5 separate regions of the Homo sapiens genome follow, and regions 1, 2, 3 and 4 are each linked to region 5. The links are chromatin contacts, found by Hi-C or POLR2A ChIA-PET in ENCODE. All regions are on one chromosome and are shown on one strand. The core of a region is the stretch at or near the end of the contact, and the rest is flanking DNA. Distances in the headings are between cores, read along the strand shown. Region 1 holds the start of RING1 (ring finger protein 1). Region 2 holds the start of PPP1R10 (protein phosphatase 1 regulatory subunit 10). Region 3 holds the start of VPS52 (VPS52 subunit of GARP complex). Region 4 overlaps BAK1 (BCL2 antagonist/killer 1). Region 5 holds the start of RNF5 (ring finger protein 5).

Region 1 (3,509 bases), core at 311-2,810, 1.0 Mb after region 5:
CCGCCGCCGGGTGTGAGAGGAAAGAGTATGTGTCACTGTGTATGCGTGACACTCCGGGTCTTTTTGAAGGGAGGGGTTCGTGCGTCACCCCTTTCCACTGGTTCTGCAGCACCAGTCCCCTCCCCCCAACTCCCTGGGTTCTTATGGTCCCCAAGGGTGATTTGTTCATGGCCCCATCTTGGTGTCCAGTCTGGCCTTGAAAGGGGGTCTTGGAACAGGTGGCCCTCCCCCACCCCTCTCCTTTCTCTGAGTCCCCCCCTCCCCTTTCTCTCCACCTTACAATAGCTGCAGCCGGCCTGGGGTCGGATGGGGGGGATTAGGGGAGGGGGCCAGGATTAGGGGAATGAACCAGCCGATGAAAGGGGCTGGAGAGAGCAGGAGGGAGGGGGCTGGGAAGAGGAGGAGGAAGGGGAGGGGGGTCTGCGCTAATCGACTCTGGCGCCCACATAAGGACTGGCCACGGACTGAAGGAGAGGACAGGGAAGTAGGGGGGAACTGGGGTGGGGGGCGAGGGCACCCACTGCTGCCTTGTCCCAGGGACAGGCCACCCCCTGGCAGCCGCAGCCCAAGTCCGGGAGCCTCAGCTCGGGCGGGGACAAGATGCCCATCAGGGTCTCTAACTGCCCCCCACCCCCTCGCCCTGTATCCCTCTCATTCCCTACACTCAATGGGGATCGCTCTGCCCCTTCCTCTTCTCTTTCCTCCCCATCCCCTTCGTTTACTCTAGAGTCCTCGAAGAGGCTTCTGCCCACTTCCCACTCCAGACATTCTGCCCCTGTGTACCCCACCCACACGCGCACCCCCCCTTCCCAATGGGAGCTCCATCTTGTGTATGTCCCTGTTTCCGCGTGGTGTCTCCATTCCCCCTTTCCTCCCGTGCGCCTCCCTCCCTTCCCCGCCCCGGGCCGCGGCTCCTGATTGTCCAAACGCAATTCTCGAGTCTATGGCTCCGGCCGAGAGTTGAGTCTGGACGTCCCGAGCCGCCGCCCCCAAACCTCGAGCGGGAGAGCGGGTCGGAGGGTCTAGGGAGAGCCAAAGCAGAGGGTGGAGGGAGTCCCCAGGGTGGTAAGGGGAATCCCGGGCACATCGGGACCTAGGTGTGTTCTCAGGACTAGAAGGCTAAAGCGGCAGATCTTTTGCAGCCTTTTCCCCCGGGATCCTGGAATGGGGGTTACGGAGAAGTGAGGGGGGTTGATCCCCAGAGTCGCCAGGGTACGCAGAGTGGGGGAGGTAGCCCTTTTCACGAGCCCTCTGTCCCCTCCTGGGGTCCCAGATATTCCAGGCCCCGGCCCCCCGGAGCTGAGGCCCCGCGTGGGGGCCTCTGGAAGGGAACCGAGGCTAAGGTTGTTGGCCGCGCGACGGTGCTGGGCCGGGGGCGGAGACCGTGGTTCCCTAAGTGGCGCAGAACTCCCGGGACGCAGGATCCTCACGCGGGACGAGCCCGTCCCGTGGGCGGGAGAACCGCGGCGTCCACGTCCCGTCCCACCCGCGCCGCGAATGGTGGGTGACGTCTCCGCCGGCGGGGGGAGCGGGTGTAGCGGAGGAGCAGGCGGAAGTGACGTAGGGCCCCAGCGCCCGGGCCATGGCGGCGGCGGTGGCGGGAGCTGCTGTCTGAGCAGCGGTTGCGGACCGAGCGAACTTGGCCCAGGAGCCCGGGCCTAGGGAGAGGCGCGGCGGCGGCGGGAGCGCGAACGGCTGGAGCTGGGTGAGGGGCAGTGCCGGCGCGGGGGCGGGAGCGGGGGCGGAGAGGGGCGCTTCTGGAGGGGCGGGGTCTACGCGAGGGGCGGCCCCCCTGACGCCCTCCTCCCCTTCCCCCCACCCCCAGCCTTCTTCGCCTTCTCCTCGGCTGTGGAGCCCTGGTGGGGGGTCTGCGCCCGGTCACCATGACGACGCCGGCGAATGCCCAGAATGCCAGCAAAACGTGGGAACTGAGTCTGTATGAGCTGCACCGGACCCCGCAGGTGACAGGCATTCTCCCTTTCAGGCTTACCCCCTCCCCCAAACCCTTATATCCACAGACCGCATCACACAGCTTCTTTTCCGTAATTTGCTCTATTCTGCCTTGCCTGGCCCTACCTTTGAATCACCTTAATCTTTCCAAAGCACTTTCGCATTTAGCTCATTTAATCCTCAAAACAGCCCTGCCAGAGAGGTGGAACAAGTATTATTATCTTCATTTGAAAGATCACAAACACAAAAATTACCTTCCCTGTTCCTCATTCAGTGTCATAAGTCAGTGCACATAAGACTCACTTTGGGAGTTTATTAAAAGCAGAGCTTCATGCCCCCCAACATTCTGATTCAGTAGTGAATTGGGTTCTCAGAATCTGAATTTTTAACAGGCACCCTATGGGGTTCTAATACAGGTAGCACCAGGACTTTAAAAAATTTTGTTGAATAGTTTTTCCCAACCACAGATTTGTGCCATCTTCACTCCTAGGCCACTTAGCCACCTCAGATCCTCCTATTCCAAAGCTCCTACTCTTAGTTAATGGACACTAAAGTCTGTCTTTTCTCCATTTGCTCCAAGTCATCAGTCCTTCTCTTTCTCAGAATTCTTGTCTCCTATAGAGACCAACATGGGTCTTCTCACTGTATTTCTCAAAATTCTTATTTTATGGGCTGCTGTTTCTAAAACCCCTTTCCCTCTAACCCACACCACCTTTCTACTCACTGATGCCTTCAGGAAGCCATAATGGATGGCACAGAGATTGCTGTTTCCCCTCGGTCACTGCATTCAGAACTCATGTGCCCTATCTGCCTGGACATGCTGAAGAATACGATGACCACCAAGGAGTGCCTCCACAGATTCTGCTCTGACTGCATTGTCACAGCCCTACGGAGCGGGTAATAGGAGAGACATGTTTGAGATGAGATGAAGGGGTACAAAGTTAGGGCCCTCTCACTGGTCTTGGTTCAGCCTAGGCTTCAGTTCCCTTGACTGACCACTCAGGGCTTCCCTTCTCCTACCCCAGGAACAAGGAGTGTCCTACCTGCCGAAAGAAGCTGGTGTCCAAGCGATCCCTACGGCCAGACCCCAACTTTGATGCCCTGATCTCTAAGATCTATCCTAGCCGGGAGGAATACGAGGCCCATCAAGACCGAGTGCTTATCCGCCTGAGCCGCCTGCACAACCAGCAGGCATTGAGCTCCAGCATTGAGGAGGGGCTACGCATGCAGGCCATGCACAGGTGTGAGGGTCAGGAGAGAAGCAGAACTGATGGGATGGGTCCGTGGGTCAGTCCTTGTTGCCTGCTAGCTTCTAAGCCTCAGCATCCTAGGAGCTGACCACAGACTGATCATTAGGGCTGGAAATCATGGGTGTAAATTGCAGTTTCTTAGTAAACAACTGGCCCTGCTCTTCTTAAGAAAAATATAGGGCTGGGCACAGTGACTCACATCTGTAATCCCAGCACTTTGGGAGGTGAGGATGGGAGGATCACTTGAGCCCAGGAGTTTGAGACCACCTTGAATAACATAGGGAAATCTCATCTCTACAACAAATTAAA
Region 2 (3,116 bases), core at 265-2,764, 1.6 Mb before region 5:
ACTCTTTTGCTTTTAAATACCTATGCAATCTGCAACAATTATAAGACATTCTTTACCTCCCCAACTATTATCTTGTATGTACTGGCACTAAGATTATATTTTGTCCTAAGTGTCTTGCAATCTTTATTCCTAGATTGCCACCTATTTTAACCACACAAATATACCCCAAGCAAATTACATTAAAATTGAGAGGATTTAACAGTCATTTAAAAAGTTATAGCGAGCTATTACTTCTCTCTGCCCATCTCCTTACCCTGCAATCTTTATGTACAGATTGCTTATTAATCTGGCAAATTGAAAGGCACCCTGCTTGTCTCACACACAAAGAAGTGGTACTTCTGGGCCACAAGATCCACCATCTCTTGTATGTGAGCTCATTAACCCTTTTGAAGACTGCTGCTAACCAGAGGAAGGTAACCATTCCTCCTTATATAAACACATATGGCTTTGGCAGTCTGGAAATTGGCTGGATTACCAAGGGTTAACCATCAAAATCCTCACTTGCTGGCCCTCCCTCCACCCTCTCTTTGCCTGCAGCAAGGCAGGGAAGAGATAGGTGGTAGGGGAGAGAGAACAAGACTGTTTAGACCCACAGGCCCTTTTTAATGGAGATTAAGTGACCAGATTGGTCCTTCTCCAGTTCTCTATTTGTTCTATGGTCTCATTTCTTCCTCTCATTATTTTTGGTTTCACAACGGGAAACGTTGATTTCTTGTTGCAAGGCTGGTTTTTGAAAATTCGACACTTACTATCCAATTTTTTTGCGACGTCAGCACCTCGGGCTCAGGGGGGAGGGGGTAAAATTTTGGAGGAAAAAAAATAAAACAACCAACCAGGACCCAAAACTCAATTATTTAGGGGGCCTCATTGGATCAAAAAGTCTTTTAAAAAATAAAGGCCAACTCAGTATTCATTTCCCCCCCACCCAACTCCATTTAGGGAGGGGGGTCGCAGAAAAAAGTTCTGAGTGGATTCAAAAAAGTAAACGCTGGATGAGTGAATTTGGGTGGTTTGGGAAGGGAGGGTGGTTGATTATTTTTGAAGTTATGTAGTGACGGTCCTTCGGCCACAGATTTCAAGTCCCAAGCAGCGTGGGCTGGTGGGGTGGGCAAGATAGGTGGGAAGGGGCAGAAGACACAAGTGGTTGGGCTGGTGGCTGCTGTTTTCCCTTTCCCCCCTCTCTCAGGATCCTTTCAAGGGCTTAGATGTTGCTGCGGCTTGTTTCTGTTTTCCTCGTGGCCGGCCTGTCTTTCTCCGAGAAAATTCAAACCTGGGATAAAAGGAACACAAGGGAGAAAGATGTAATCAGTACGGGTTGCTTCAAAACACTCACAAATGCCATCTTTGTTGTCCCCAAACAAACCTGTGTCCCATCCTGATCGCAACCGCTTTAAGCCGTGGCTCTCAAATGAACCCATCCATCCCTATCCCGCTTCCCAGATCCAACGCTCTCCGCAAAATTTTACCCACTAGACGACAAAGTAGGCAAACTTACCTCTAAACGAACCCCAGAATGGCGGCCGCCCGCTCGGGTGGAGTCTTTTATACCCGGACGCCGCCCAACGCGCCCAAACGTGCTAGTGAAACGCCCTTGTCGCGAGACATTATACGCGAGGCGTGAACTCATTGGTCAACCCAAATGACAACTCGCCAACTGATTGGCTACTCTCACTTCACCTTTGCTCCGCCCCTTTCCCTGGCACTCTCTTCCGCCTCCTTCCTGCCTCCCTGTCGCGTGCGCGTGACCAGGAGCCTAGCACCTCCCTTTCCTCTGCTTCCGCCACTTCCGCCCTGGAGAACATTTCTCACCCAGGATTGGTAGAAACCTAAGAGCGCATGCGCACTGAGAGGATACCGCTAAAAATCGCCTTCAAAATTGCTTAAAAGGCAAACTTTAACAATGCGATCTAAGAGTCGTAGTGACTGGCCAAAAAAAACCGCAATTTTGGGGTCTAATTCGATTGTGACGCAGTTGAAATTAGCTTCTCCCCCATGCCTTCCCTTTCACGCTTCCGTCCTGACGCAAACGTGGGGCCGCCTTCCGCACTGCGGGCTTGTCCTTGGCCCTGCCCTACTCAGTTTCCTGAAGCATGCGCAGTTGCCTTTCCGTCAATTCCTGTCCTGGGCGTACGTCAAGATGGCGGCGTCTGTATTAAACACCGTGCTGAGGCGGCTTCCTATGCTATCTCTCTTCCGAGGTTCTCACAGAGTTCAGGTAACTCTTCGAAAGACATTTTGCACAACCTCAAGTTGGTTATACCTTCTCGAGGTTGTCGCTCCACTGTCAGGAATCCACGAGTGGAGACCTTCCCACGTGTGTCTTAGCTGTCTAGGCAGTACTTCCTGCAACCCCCCCCCCACACCCCGCGCATTTTCTAATCCCGAGCCGAGGACTAAACGCCAGGGTTAGGTATCATCCTTTTTCCAAAATGCCATTTCAGTAAAATAACTTAAGTGATGGAATTGACCCCTGTCCACCCTCAGTCATGCATAACCAGCTTTTTAAAAATTATTTAACTAATTAAGGGGCCATGCTAATCTCTGTATCGTTGCAATTTTAGCATAACATATGTACTCCCCAAGCGAGCGCCACAACCAGCTGTTAACTATGCAAGTGGTGACTAAATCTGTGTTGCTCTGGAATGTCCTTGGGGAAATTAGGGATCCCAATTTCTACCAACCTTGCTATTTCTCAATAAGGTCAGGATATATTCTTACGACCTGAGGACAGTTTCTCAGCTCTCTTTATTAAATCAGTTTCTTATCGGAGTTATGAGAGCTTAACTCCGTCCTTTGAATTGAGGTTTCCCTCCAGTCTTGTGTACTCACCTCTCTGGAGGTTCTTGGTGGGGCACGGTGAGATAGGAAGGCTTGCCCAGCTGCCACTCCCTAAAGTGGGACTGAAGAGTGGTGACAGAGGTCAACACAGAAATAATAACAGCCTTGGTAGCTTTAAAACTAGCGTTAGGACTCAAGTTTGTTCTGCCCTGTAGAATGTTGACCTTCAGCTTTTATGAAAATGGGCAACTCAGTGACTTCATTGGATTGATTTGGAGACTCACCTGTCTTCTGCATCCCCTCCCCACCACACATCTTAGTTCCAAGAACCTAGATAT
Region 3 (3,287 bases), core at 141-2,640, 1.1 Mb after region 5:
ACGATCCAGTGAGACAGTGGAGGTAGCCCAGCATGGTGGTGGGCTCCTTGTAGTCCCAACTACTTAGAAGCTGAGACGGGAAGATTGTTTGAGGAGATCAGGAGTTCAAGGTCAACCTGGGTAACACAGGGAAACCCGTCTAAAGAAAACAAAAAAAGGTAAAAGACAAGACAGTGCAGTGGAGGCCGGACGCAGTGGCTCACGCCTGTAATCCCAGCACTTTGGGAGGCCGAGGTGGGAAGATCACGAGGTCAGGAGATCGAGACCATCCTGGCTAACACAGTGAAACCCCGTCTCTACTAAAAAATACAAAAAATTAGCCGGGCGCGGTGGCGGGCGCCTGTAGTCCCAGCTACTTGGGAGGTTGAGGCAGGAGAATGGCGTGAACCCGGAAGGTGGAGCTTGCAGTGAGCCAAGATCGCGCCACTGCACTCCAGCCTGGGCGACAGAGCAAGACTCCGTCTCAAAAAAAAAAAAAAAAAAAAAAAAGTGCAGTGGAGATGACCGAATGAGGAAAGCTAGGAATTGCAGAGGATAGAGCAGAACTTGCACTTAAATTTAAGACCCTCAGACTCCTGCCATCTTGGGTGTTCTATCACACCTCTGGGGAACCCCAGGCTTTCTAGAAATGTCAAAACACATAGTGTTTACCTGCATGCCAGGTGCAATCTTACACATATTCATCTAATCCTAACGACGATGTATACAATAGGTTCTATCTTCCTCACCTTAAAGGTGTGAGAAATGATGGCACAGAGAAGCTGGTTAACTTGCCCAAGGGCACACAGCGTGTAAGTGGCAGAGATAGAACTCAGGCAGTCTGGCTTCAGAGGCCATGTTCTTAACCTTTACACTATACTACTTCGTGACTCTACCCCAAAATGTGGAGTGAAGTTGAAATTTTGTGCCCCAGAACATGAGTTTCAGCCACTAGGGTCCCGCTCAGGGTCGGGTCTGATCACAGGGAAGGGTACGGGGAGCCAAACAGGTAATATCACGGGTAGCAGCCAAGTTCCCACCCTTGTGCCTAAACCCAGCTCAGGTCTTTCTGAAGCTAGGAGCACCGGAACTACGGAGGAGAAACAGCTCCGCGCTCTCACCAGCGGGCCCTCTTCCTCCTCCATATCTGAGGTCCCAGCCCGCAACACCAGTTCCCGGGCCGCAGCCGCCATGGTCGCAGCGGCGGCCATTCCCCGCAGCCTCACTTCCGGCAACTGTCAGTCCCGGCGAGTCCGTTCCCCGGAGTGGAGCTACAAGTCCCAAAGGGTCTTCCTCAGCGCGAAATCGTTCCCAGATATTTGAGTTAAGTTGTTTGACTCCAGCTGTCCCCTTTCAGCTCTAACCACTTCACCCAACTGCAAATGGAAATATGGAAGTCTGAAACACAAACTAGCCCCGGAACCTTCGCTGTTCTCTTACCTATGAACCTTACGAACTGTAAAGAAAGGCGCACCGGAAGTTGTGGTACCCAAGCCATACTCTCATAAATCCAGCCAGGTCGCGCTGAAACAGTTTCCGGAAGCACTTCTCCTAGATCGCACCGCCTCTTCCTCCTGGAAGCTATATAATGATATCGCGTCACTTCCGCTCTCTCTTCCACAGGAGGCCTACACGCCGCCGCTTGTGCTGCAGCCATGGTAAGACTGGAATCCGTGCCGTGATCCAGCGGCATCGCAGCTCGGGCAAGGAAAGCCGGCTGTCAGGGTTCTGGAAACGTCCTGCCCTGAGGGCCTGCGACTTTCTGTATGGAGCCTTGGATCGCGTCCCTGGAAAGGGACACCAAAGATTTCCAATTCCGGAGAGCGGGCCCGAGGAAGGGTCACTGCTCGGGCGCACGAAAGCTGTCTAAGGCTTGGGCGTATATGGGGAACTCTGGCTTTTGCCACGCACTTTTGGGAATGGGCAGGAGACCTGCTTCCTCTCTCCAGAGGTTGCATTTTCCCAAGCTTGAACGCTTCATGTGCCTACTCTGCAGGACTGAGGAGTTTGCTCTGTGGTGTGAAAACCTAAGGAATGGGGGGCGGGTGTCTTGCCACTTGTGTGACAGGCTTAACCTTTTTGTATGAAGTTCGTTTGCCTTATCGGCCTTACTGTTTGATAGTTTACTGTGTCTGATTTCTTCCCCCGTACTTTTTCAACTAGTCTCTAGTGATCCCTGAAAAGTTCCAGCATATTTTGCGAGTACTCAACACCAACATCGATGGGCGGCGGAAAATAGCCTTTGCCATCACTGCCATTAAGGTAAGTGAAGTAGGGTAAGGAATAGGGAATGTAAATGAGAATTGGGTTGTGAAGACATAAGCAAAAATGAAGCAAGGCTGGGGAGACTTGAGTCTCATCCAGATCACCTTGACTGCTGGATTAAGAAAAGAAAGTGGTTTAGGGAGAGACTGACCCCTTTAGCATTTACCACAGAAAATAAGTGATTAAAGCCAAGATAGTGGTCTAAGGTCAAGCCAAAACATTTCACCTGGGGAAGTGGGGAGGAGGTATGGTTGCTCACCCGAATTCGCTAAGATTTTCCTGAACCACGAGCTTGTGAGATTTCTTCTAGATTCGGTTTCTTTACCCATCCCACCATCATAACAGCAACCCTTCCTGCGAAATTTATATTCCCTGAGAATTGGAGGATTATTGGGCATCTTGAGGGATAAGTAGAAATACCAACAGATAAAAAGTGTGAAGAAGCCTGTAGATGGAGGGTGGAAGAAGTCTGAGTGGGACATTTACTCAGATGAGCCATAATTGACACTCCTTTCCTGTCGAAGTGTGAAGGAGTACATCCATCTTTCTTTGGCTTTTAAGAATCGAATCAATGAATGCAAGAATATTATTTCACTTGAGTATTTCTCTCCACAAACCTAATGAATTCTTGGCTTTCTAGATACATAACGTTCTTTTTTTTTCCCTTAAGTCAGAATGTGTAGTTAGTTGTGGAAATAGCCTACCAGTATGTGTCCATGCGTGCAGGGCTAGGCCTGTCTTCTTGGCTTCTGTTGCATGGTAGGTACTTAGGCGACGTTAGGGAATGGATAGTAGTAGGGATACTGTTGGCTCTGTTGAGGAATTTGTAGAGGGAAATTCCTTCTGTTGGGTGCTCTGTGAAACTAATAAGGCAGTGTGAAATACTGTACTTATTTCAGAGACCGGCTGTGAGGCTTAAGTAGAGGTGCAGCATTCATAAGTGTAATAGAGAATAACCTTCATGGATGTATCTAACTAAAAATTAGAAATCTTATTTCATCTATATCTCTTCCCACACCCATTTTGAAGTAAATCTTTTCACT
Region 4 (3,138 bases), core at 123-2,622, 1.4 Mb after region 5:
CCAGTGTTCACCTTTAACGTGTCCAGCAACAGCTCAACACACCCCAGGAGAAGCTGGGTTTTGCTGATTCTGGTTCCTGACCTTTGGGCACCTCCAGCAACCTTCAATAACTCCCTTCTCTTTCTCTCTCTCCACACACACACACACGCATGCATGCACGCACACATACACACGCATGCACGCACGCACACACACACACGAAATCATGATTATCCTTATCTGTTCAGCTCAGATAGAATTAAATCCACATTTGGGCCTCGCACTGTGGCTCACGCCTGTAATCCTAGAACTTTGGGAGGCCAAGGTGGGCAGATCATGAGGTCAGGAGTTCGAGACCAGCCTGGCCAGAATGGTGAAACGCCGTCTCTACTAAAAATACAACAACAACAAAAAAAATTAGCCGGGCATGGTGGCGCGTGCCTGTAGTCTCAGCTACTCGGGAGGCTAAGGCAGGAGAATCGCTTGAACCCGGGAGGCGGAGGTTGTAGTGAGCCGAGATTGTGCCACTGCACTCCATCCAACCTAGGTGACAGAGCGAGACTCTGTCTCAAAAAAAAAAAAAAAATTAAATCCACATTTTACAAGCATCTTACAAAATGGGGCCTCTACATCTGAAGTGCATACAACTGGAGCAGGAGGGGTACATTTTTGTCACGGGTGAAAAAACAAAACAAAAACAAAAAAAACTAGTGGATATGGTGGTTTAAGTTTAATGAATACATGTAAATTTATTTTAATGCATTCAGGTGACTATGTCATAATAACTTGTTCAATATACTGAGTGATTTTAGGCTAAGGAAGGATTTTTTCAAATGAAAGGGTTTGGATGGACACTCGGTGACTCTCTAAAATATACTCTTCAGAGGAGGTAAAAATAAATACGTGAAGGTAAAACGGCAGGGTGGGGGTGGGGAGAATGTGAGGCTGTTGTGTGCAAGGAAGGGCGGGTATTCATACTGAAACTGCAGAACTAAGCAGGTGACAGCTGCACACCGCTCCTTTCCCTGGCCGGGCTGCCCCAGCTCAGTGACATCACAGACTGTGACGAACCCAGACGTATTTGGTGGAAACCAAGCCACAATCTCAGAAGCAGCGCACAGTTTGAGTAGAAATGAGTTTTTTTGGTTTCTCTTCCCTAATACCCACAGAGCCCCTACACTCCCGTTATCCTCGCAGCCCCTGGCTGACTGTGTCCGACCTAACTTCTCGCCCCCTGGTTTCAGAATATCCTGGCAGCGGAATAGAGGGCGTTGGGGGGCGGTGCAGGCCAAAACTTTTTGGGCTGCCCCACCCATGCCTTTCCGGTTAGCGTTGCAGCTCCTTAGACGAGTAGGCTAACCACAGCCCACCCGCCTTTCTTCCAGCGATGCAACGATCTGTTCGCCGCTCAATGCCGCATGCTGTTCAAAGCCCAGAGGCTGGAGTGGGTGCGCCCCAAAGGCCCCGCCCAAGGAAGGGCACGCTTGCGTGCTCGCGGCGGCGGCCATCTTGGACTCGGGCAGCCGCCCACTTCTAACCTCTATGGCATCGCTCCGGGAGGGAGGCGACCCCGCACTCTGGGCCTCTTAAACCTGTGCTCGCGAGCCCCACATTGCTCTCCGGCCTCCACGTAAAACTCGAGCCAGTTTCCTGGTGGCAAGTCCTCACTCCTTGGGTGACTCTGAGAAAGCACCCGTTTCCTTATCTGTAAATAGTAGTTTGAGTACCCCCACCCCCGTCTCCTACCTATTATTTGGGCAGATGATGAACTCTCAGCATAAAGCCTGGCACACAGTATGTGTTCTATAAATGTTGTCTGTGAGCTTTTCCTGTACACTGCGGGGTGCCTTGTAGCAACCACCTTCCAGCCACCACTGCCTGCAGCGCCGCCTTTTCCCTTTTCCAAGATCGCGTCTGTACTAGACTCTGAAGACCTTGTGGAGGGAAAAGGGGCTTGGCAAGCCCACCCCAGGAGGGTGAAGGTGAAACTCACGAGTTCTCTTGGACTTGCATGTGACCCTTTTGGAAGGGCGTCAGAAACACAGACCAGGGTGCCCAGGACTGGAAAGACTGTAGATTTTGGAACATTTAAACGCCCCCATGCTTGTTATTTTTATCACCCCTGGCTGGGTACCCATAGGGACTCCCAAGCAGCATAAAACTAGAATGAAAGCCCTGCGTGTGTGCTGACTGTGGAGACATCAGGAAGGGGGAGCTGGGACATTGTGTCCCAGGCAGAGCTAAATGTGGGGGAGAAGGGCCTTTTGGACCAGCGTGGGTGGTAGCCCCAGGGTGGGAGAAGAATTCAGCCCAGGTCAGAGGTAGCCTGTGGGGGTCCTCAGATATGTGCAGCTGCTCCACCAGCTCTGTAGCTAAAGGACCTCCCAGACTTCCTAAAGGGTGGAAACTGCATGAAACCCAACGAGATGAGAGAAGTTCATGGGGAGGGGCGAACGCCTTCCATCGGAGTGGGGGCTGCAGAACCATACTCAGGCCTCTATGGGATTCTAGAGGCCTAGTGTGAGGTTTTATTCAGTAATAAGCCAGATGTATGCCAGGCGTGCCCAGGTTCCCACAGTCTGGCCTGATGGAAAGAGGGGTAGCAGAGAATACAAAAACTAAGTCAGGGTGAGGGGATTGCACAGTTTATTTCCAAACACTCAGAGGATAGGGGGTGGCCTATGGGCTCCATCTGCCTCCCCTCCCTGCATTTGGCTGAATCAAGAACTTCTCCCCCCTGACCCCCAAGACCCTAGGCTGTGCCCAATAGAGAAGGCACTGTCACCCCCCACCCTGAGGAGACCTAGACAGGTGAGGAGCATGGAGGGTGGGGGAACAGAGTTCAAGTATTCACAGTTCCCCCATCTACACCCCTGGATTACACTGTGCCAGAGCCATGAGGGAGGATCCCACCTCTGGGATTCCTAGTGGTGTTGATAGTCCTTCTCCCACTTAGAACCCTCCAGATGAACTCCCTACTCCTTTTCCCTGATATAACAAACCAAGTCCTAAGCCCTGTAGTCTGGGCAAGGAGGAGCCTTAGCAGGCCACTCACCCAAGGCCCCCAGGGATGGGGGTGAGAGCCTTCACCTGTAGTGAATGGGTTGGGAGCAAGTGTCTATAAGGAGAGAGGAAGGGAGAGAACTGAGAGGACCTTGG
Region 5 (3,233 bases), core at 734-3,233:
TATCTGCTGCTTATTCCCCCCAACTATTCTTAAGGACCCCTTTTCCCGTACCCATTCAATTCTAAACATTTATCAAGCATCTACCTACCATATGACAAGCATTAAGTTCACCTCTCTTCTTTTTCTCTCCAGGACTCCATCTCACTCCATCTCACTCTCCAGTCCTCTGGTCTGGTTTCCTTTGCCCTTTGTCCCTCACTATCTCCCAGCAGTCCAGCTCCCCCCTCCACCTGCCTTCTCTGGCCTTTAAAGAGAAGAGATCTCTTTGGCCTTATCCCTGACCCTTTCCTTTTCCATGCTCTTTTACCTCTGTACCTTTTCTTTCCTACTTCCTTCGTATCAGTCTCCTTACTTGCCCAAGCTGAGACAACCCCTTCTCACAACATACAATATGGGTACATCTTTTCTTCCAATGGAAATTTGGCTTCAGGGGTGCTTTCTAGAAAAATAAAAAGTGAGGAAGAATGCCGATTCCTCTGGAATGCGCGTGCCTCCTTAATTTGGTAGCCATGTATCTAGTTTTCCACCCCCTCTTCTCTTCCTCCACTCCCATTATCCCTTTACTAGGATCATTCCATCACTTCACTCTCCTTCATTTCCACCTTTCCCTCTCAATATCTTCCTTCCTAAACCTCAAGCTTCCTGAATCCTCATCTGCCCCAGTCCTTCTTTACGCAACTGCTAACTTCTCATCTTTCCTTACTCTTGAGTCACATGGGATCTTTTATCAAGGTCCCCCCTCTAGCCACACCTTTACCCTGCATTAGTTTACATGCCCTCGGGAAGAGGATTGGTAGTGGGAGGACTGTTACCTAATTCTGCTCCTTTAGTCACAGTGAGGGTCAGTGATTGTAGGAAAAGCCCAAACTCCCCGGGGTCCAACCTGGGAAGAAGACCCTATTTCTGATGGGCAAATTATAAAGAGGAAAGGGCGGGTCTAGCCTCCGCGGGTCTCCTTAAAAGGGGCGGGCTTTGTCCCTTTTGCACCACTCACAAAGGGGTTGAGCCCAGAGCTTTCCTGCTCTGAAGGTTTAAAACGGAGTTGAAGTCAATCCTGTTCTACTCTGTGTACAACATTAAGAAAGGGGTGGGCCTTTAGTTCAGTTTTGCTCTGTAAATCACCTAATATGGGGAGGGCTGAGTCGTCCAGCCGAATGAGTTGGGTTAACACCAGCGCCGCAGATCGATGTTCCCACTATCCAAACGTCGGGCTAATCCCAGTTCTGCTCCCTTAACTAAAAGGGAGGGGCAGACCCAAGTTCTGCTCTCTACGTCACCAAAGGAGGTTGGAGCCATTTTGAACCCTGCGACCCTAGTGTTTTCCCTCTTTTCCTAGCTCTTCGCCGTCTTTCCCGATGTCGGCCAATCAGGGGAAAAGGAAAAGGCCCAATCAGCAGAAAGTCCACAGCTGAAGGACCCGGATGAAGCGAGCCTAGGACTTTGAAGTGCAAGCCTCGCCAATTGTAGAGCAGTCACCATGGCGACAAGATAGGGGTGAAGAGGTGGAAAAAGAGAAGGTTAAACCCTCACAGGATTGGCCCACCCCCGTCCCGCCGCGTGCTGCGCAGGCGCGTTTTACCTAACCACCATTTTCCGTCAAGTTTTAGCCAATGAGTTGATTTGGAGCCATACGCTCCAAAGTCCAATAGCAATCCGGACATTCTCTAAAAGAGGAAGCGAAGGAAAGAAAGGGGCTTATAGTGGGCGAGGTCTATAGGTAGTCCCGAGCAAATTGCTTATGGCTTTGGTTATGACTGACAACTACTCAGACGAATAAAGCCCTCCTTGGCCAGGCGACAGCGTGTAGCGAGTTATTACCAATCCCTTGGCATTGCACATTGACTTAGACCGTATCAGCCAATAGCCATTGTGCGAAGGCAGGACTGCACTAACCTTTTCCCGCCCCTACCCTTTGGGCCAATCCTTTCTTTTGAATTCTTTGTGACTGGCAGGCATTCAGACCAATAGTGATTAGGAAACCTTGAAGCCTGCCCAACGATCGTGGGCAGGAGGTGGTTTCTGGTTTGTTGGGGCGTGTGTATGTGTATTTGGGGGGACTGAAGGGTACGTGGGGCGAAACAAAACCGGCCATGGCAGCAGCGGAGGAGGAGGACGGGGGCCCCGAAGGGCCAAATCGCGAGCGGGGCGGGGCGGGCGCGACCTTCGAATGTAATATATGTTTGGAGACTGCTCGGGAAGCTGTGGTCAGTGTGTGTGGCCACCTGTACTGGTGAGAATCGAGGAGGGGGGCGGGAGGTGGTGGGTCTCGCTTATATACTGGAGAGGCTAGGAGCGAATAATCATACAGTCATACAGATAATCGGAGGGCACGTTCCCATAGGTGAAGCCCGACAGGAGACATAAGACTTTGCTGGTATGTGTGGGTGGGAGTATAACGGTCGAGATCTGTGGAAAGAAAGGTCTTAGGAACCAGGAGCTGAGGCACGTGATGTGCTGAGAAGAGAAGGTGGGGCGGGGAGTGGCAGGACAATGTGAGACCCGAGCCACCTTACCCCAGAGAAGTGAGGGGTCTTAGCTGTGCAGGTGGAAACAAGTGAGACACAAAGGTTAAGGGAGGCACGCATCAGTTGAGTCGGGGAGAACCAGGAAATATGGATCACATTCAGATGAGATCTGGGAGGGGGCTGGTATAAGGGCACTGTGGAGAGGCAGACTTGAAAGGTTAAAGGGTCATAAAGATAGGGACATTATTGAGCTTGAAAGTGAGTAATGGGGGAATGTGCTAGTAAAGGGGTTTGGTTTGGAGTGATGGGGTTGGGGTTGAAAAGAGGAGACCCAGAAAGAGGTGGCTGAAGGAAATTAGAAATTAACTTGAAAGGCAGAAAAGAGAGGGCACGAAAATTTGTATGTGTTTGTTGGGGAGAGGAGAAAGGAGAGGGTTGAGTGTGTTGAGGATGGACAGAGCTTTAGGTGTTGGAAGATCAGACAAGCAGGAAGGCTAACTAAGTTGGCTGGCATGGTAGAGGTTGCAGAAAATCTGAAAAGCAACAGCAGGTTGCTTGGGAAGAGGGGTTAGATGGGATTCTGCGAAGTCTAGGGTCTGTGTCTCTCTTTTCTGTAGCTAGTTTGACCTTTTTTTTTTTTTCTCCCCCATCCAGTTGGCCATGTCTTCATCAGGTGCGTACTCAGGAGATGAAGAGGGAAATGGGGAGGTCTGAGGAGCTGTAAGACCCTCTTGTATACTGGAAACCACCTTTTTTCTCCCCAGTGGC

What was found. A loop is a pair of places that touch in the nucleus more often than their neighbours do. ChIA-PET counts read pairs that join two places held with the same protein, here RNA polymerase II (POLR2A). Pooled maps may share reads with other maps.
Region 1: a map of heart right ventricle shows a loop between it and region 5 (3-fold over the local background). The contact joins the promoter of RING1 here to the promoter of RNF5 in region 5. A Hi-C loop is called at or near these places in 3 of 168 maps with a recorded cell type or tissue (B cell, heart right ventricle and vagina), 6 of 37 single-sample maps with no recorded cell type and 20 of 50 pooled maps. POLR2A ChIA-PET finds 5 or more read pairs at or near these places in 1 of 52 experiments (HEK293).
Region 2: a loop to region 5 is called in a map of CD8-positive, alpha-beta T cell, with 11 times the contacts of the local background. The contact joins the promoter of PPP1R10 here to the promoter of RNF5 in region 5. A Hi-C loop is called at or near these places in 2 of 168 maps with a recorded cell type or tissue (CD8-positive, alpha-beta T cell and naive thymus-derived CD4-positive, alpha-beta T cell) and 13 of 50 pooled maps. POLR2A ChIA-PET finds 5 or more read pairs at or near these places in 1 of 52 experiments (K562).
Region 3: a loop to region 5 is called in a map of CD8-positive, alpha-beta T cell, with 5 times the contacts of the local background. The contact joins the promoter of VPS52 here to the promoter of RNF5 in region 5. A Hi-C loop is called at or near these places in 4 of 168 maps with a recorded cell type or tissue (CD8-positive, alpha-beta T cell, HepG2, gastrocnemius medialis and 1 more), 1 of 37 single-sample maps with no recorded cell type and 13 of 50 pooled maps. POLR2A ChIA-PET finds 5 or more read pairs at or near these places in 1 of 52 experiments (HepG2).
Region 4: a loop to region 5 is called in a map of B cell, with 18 times the contacts of the local background. The contact joins the enhancer-like site here to the promoter of RNF5 in region 5. A Hi-C loop is called at or near these places in 2 of 168 maps with a recorded cell type or tissue (B cell and breast epithelium) and 6 of 50 pooled maps.

The regions. Positions count from the first base shown.
Region 1 is chr6:33,206,940-33,210,448 of GRCh38, forward strand. It overlaps RING1 (ring finger protein 1), which reads left to right and starts at 1,561. Exons shown (of 7, transcript NM_002931.4): 1 at 1,561-1,705; 2 at 1,826-1,961; 3 at 2,687-2,847; 4 at 2,976-3,191. The coding sequence starts at 1,884. MIR219A1 (microRNA 219a-1) reads left to right here and starts at 896; the gene lies at 896-1,005.
Region 2 is chr6:30,615,729-30,618,844 of GRCh38, forward strand. PPP1R10 (protein phosphatase 1 regulatory subunit 10) reads right to left here and starts at 1,515. Exons shown (of 20, transcript NM_002714.4): 1 at 1,496-1,515; 2 at 750-1,270. It overlaps MRPS18B (mitochondrial ribosomal protein S18B), which reads left to right and starts at 2,112. Exons shown (of 7, transcript NM_014046.4): 1 at 2,112-2,215. The coding sequence starts at 2,138. RefSeq lists an enhancer at 1,773-2,341.
Region 3 is chr6:33,270,486-33,273,772 of GRCh38, forward strand. VPS52 (VPS52 subunit of GARP complex) reads right to left here and starts at 1,391. Exons shown (of 20, transcript NM_022553.6): 1 at 1,101-1,391. The coding sequence starts at 1,190. It overlaps RPS18 (ribosomal protein S18), which reads left to right and starts at 1,590. Exons shown (of 6, transcript NM_022551.3): 1 at 1,590-1,637; 2 at 2,143-2,241. The coding sequence starts at 1,635.
Region 4 is chr6:33,569,944-33,573,081 of GRCh38, forward strand. It overlaps BAK1 (BCL2 antagonist/killer 1), which reads right to left. Exons shown (of 6, transcript NM_001188.4): 6 at 2,609-3,138. Among named protein-coding and RNA genes, the nearest start is that of BAK1, 8.8 kb to the right of the region's middle. RefSeq lists an enhancer at 1,474-1,763. Within about 2 kb of position 1,373, at least 36 of the 41 ENCODE cell types and tissues checked have a DNase peak (open chromatin) inside an H3K27ac peak, as active enhancers do; they include B cell and breast epithelium, where a contact is called at or near this core.
Region 5 is chr6:32,176,422-32,179,654 of GRCh38, forward strand. RNF5 (ring finger protein 5) reads left to right here and starts at 1,984. Exons shown (of 6, transcript NM_006913.4): 1 at 1,984-2,230; 2 at 3,120-3,138; 3 at 3,230-3,233. The coding sequence starts at 2,091. It also overlaps a transcript of AGPAT1 not described here. RefSeq lists an enhancer at 1,744-2,272.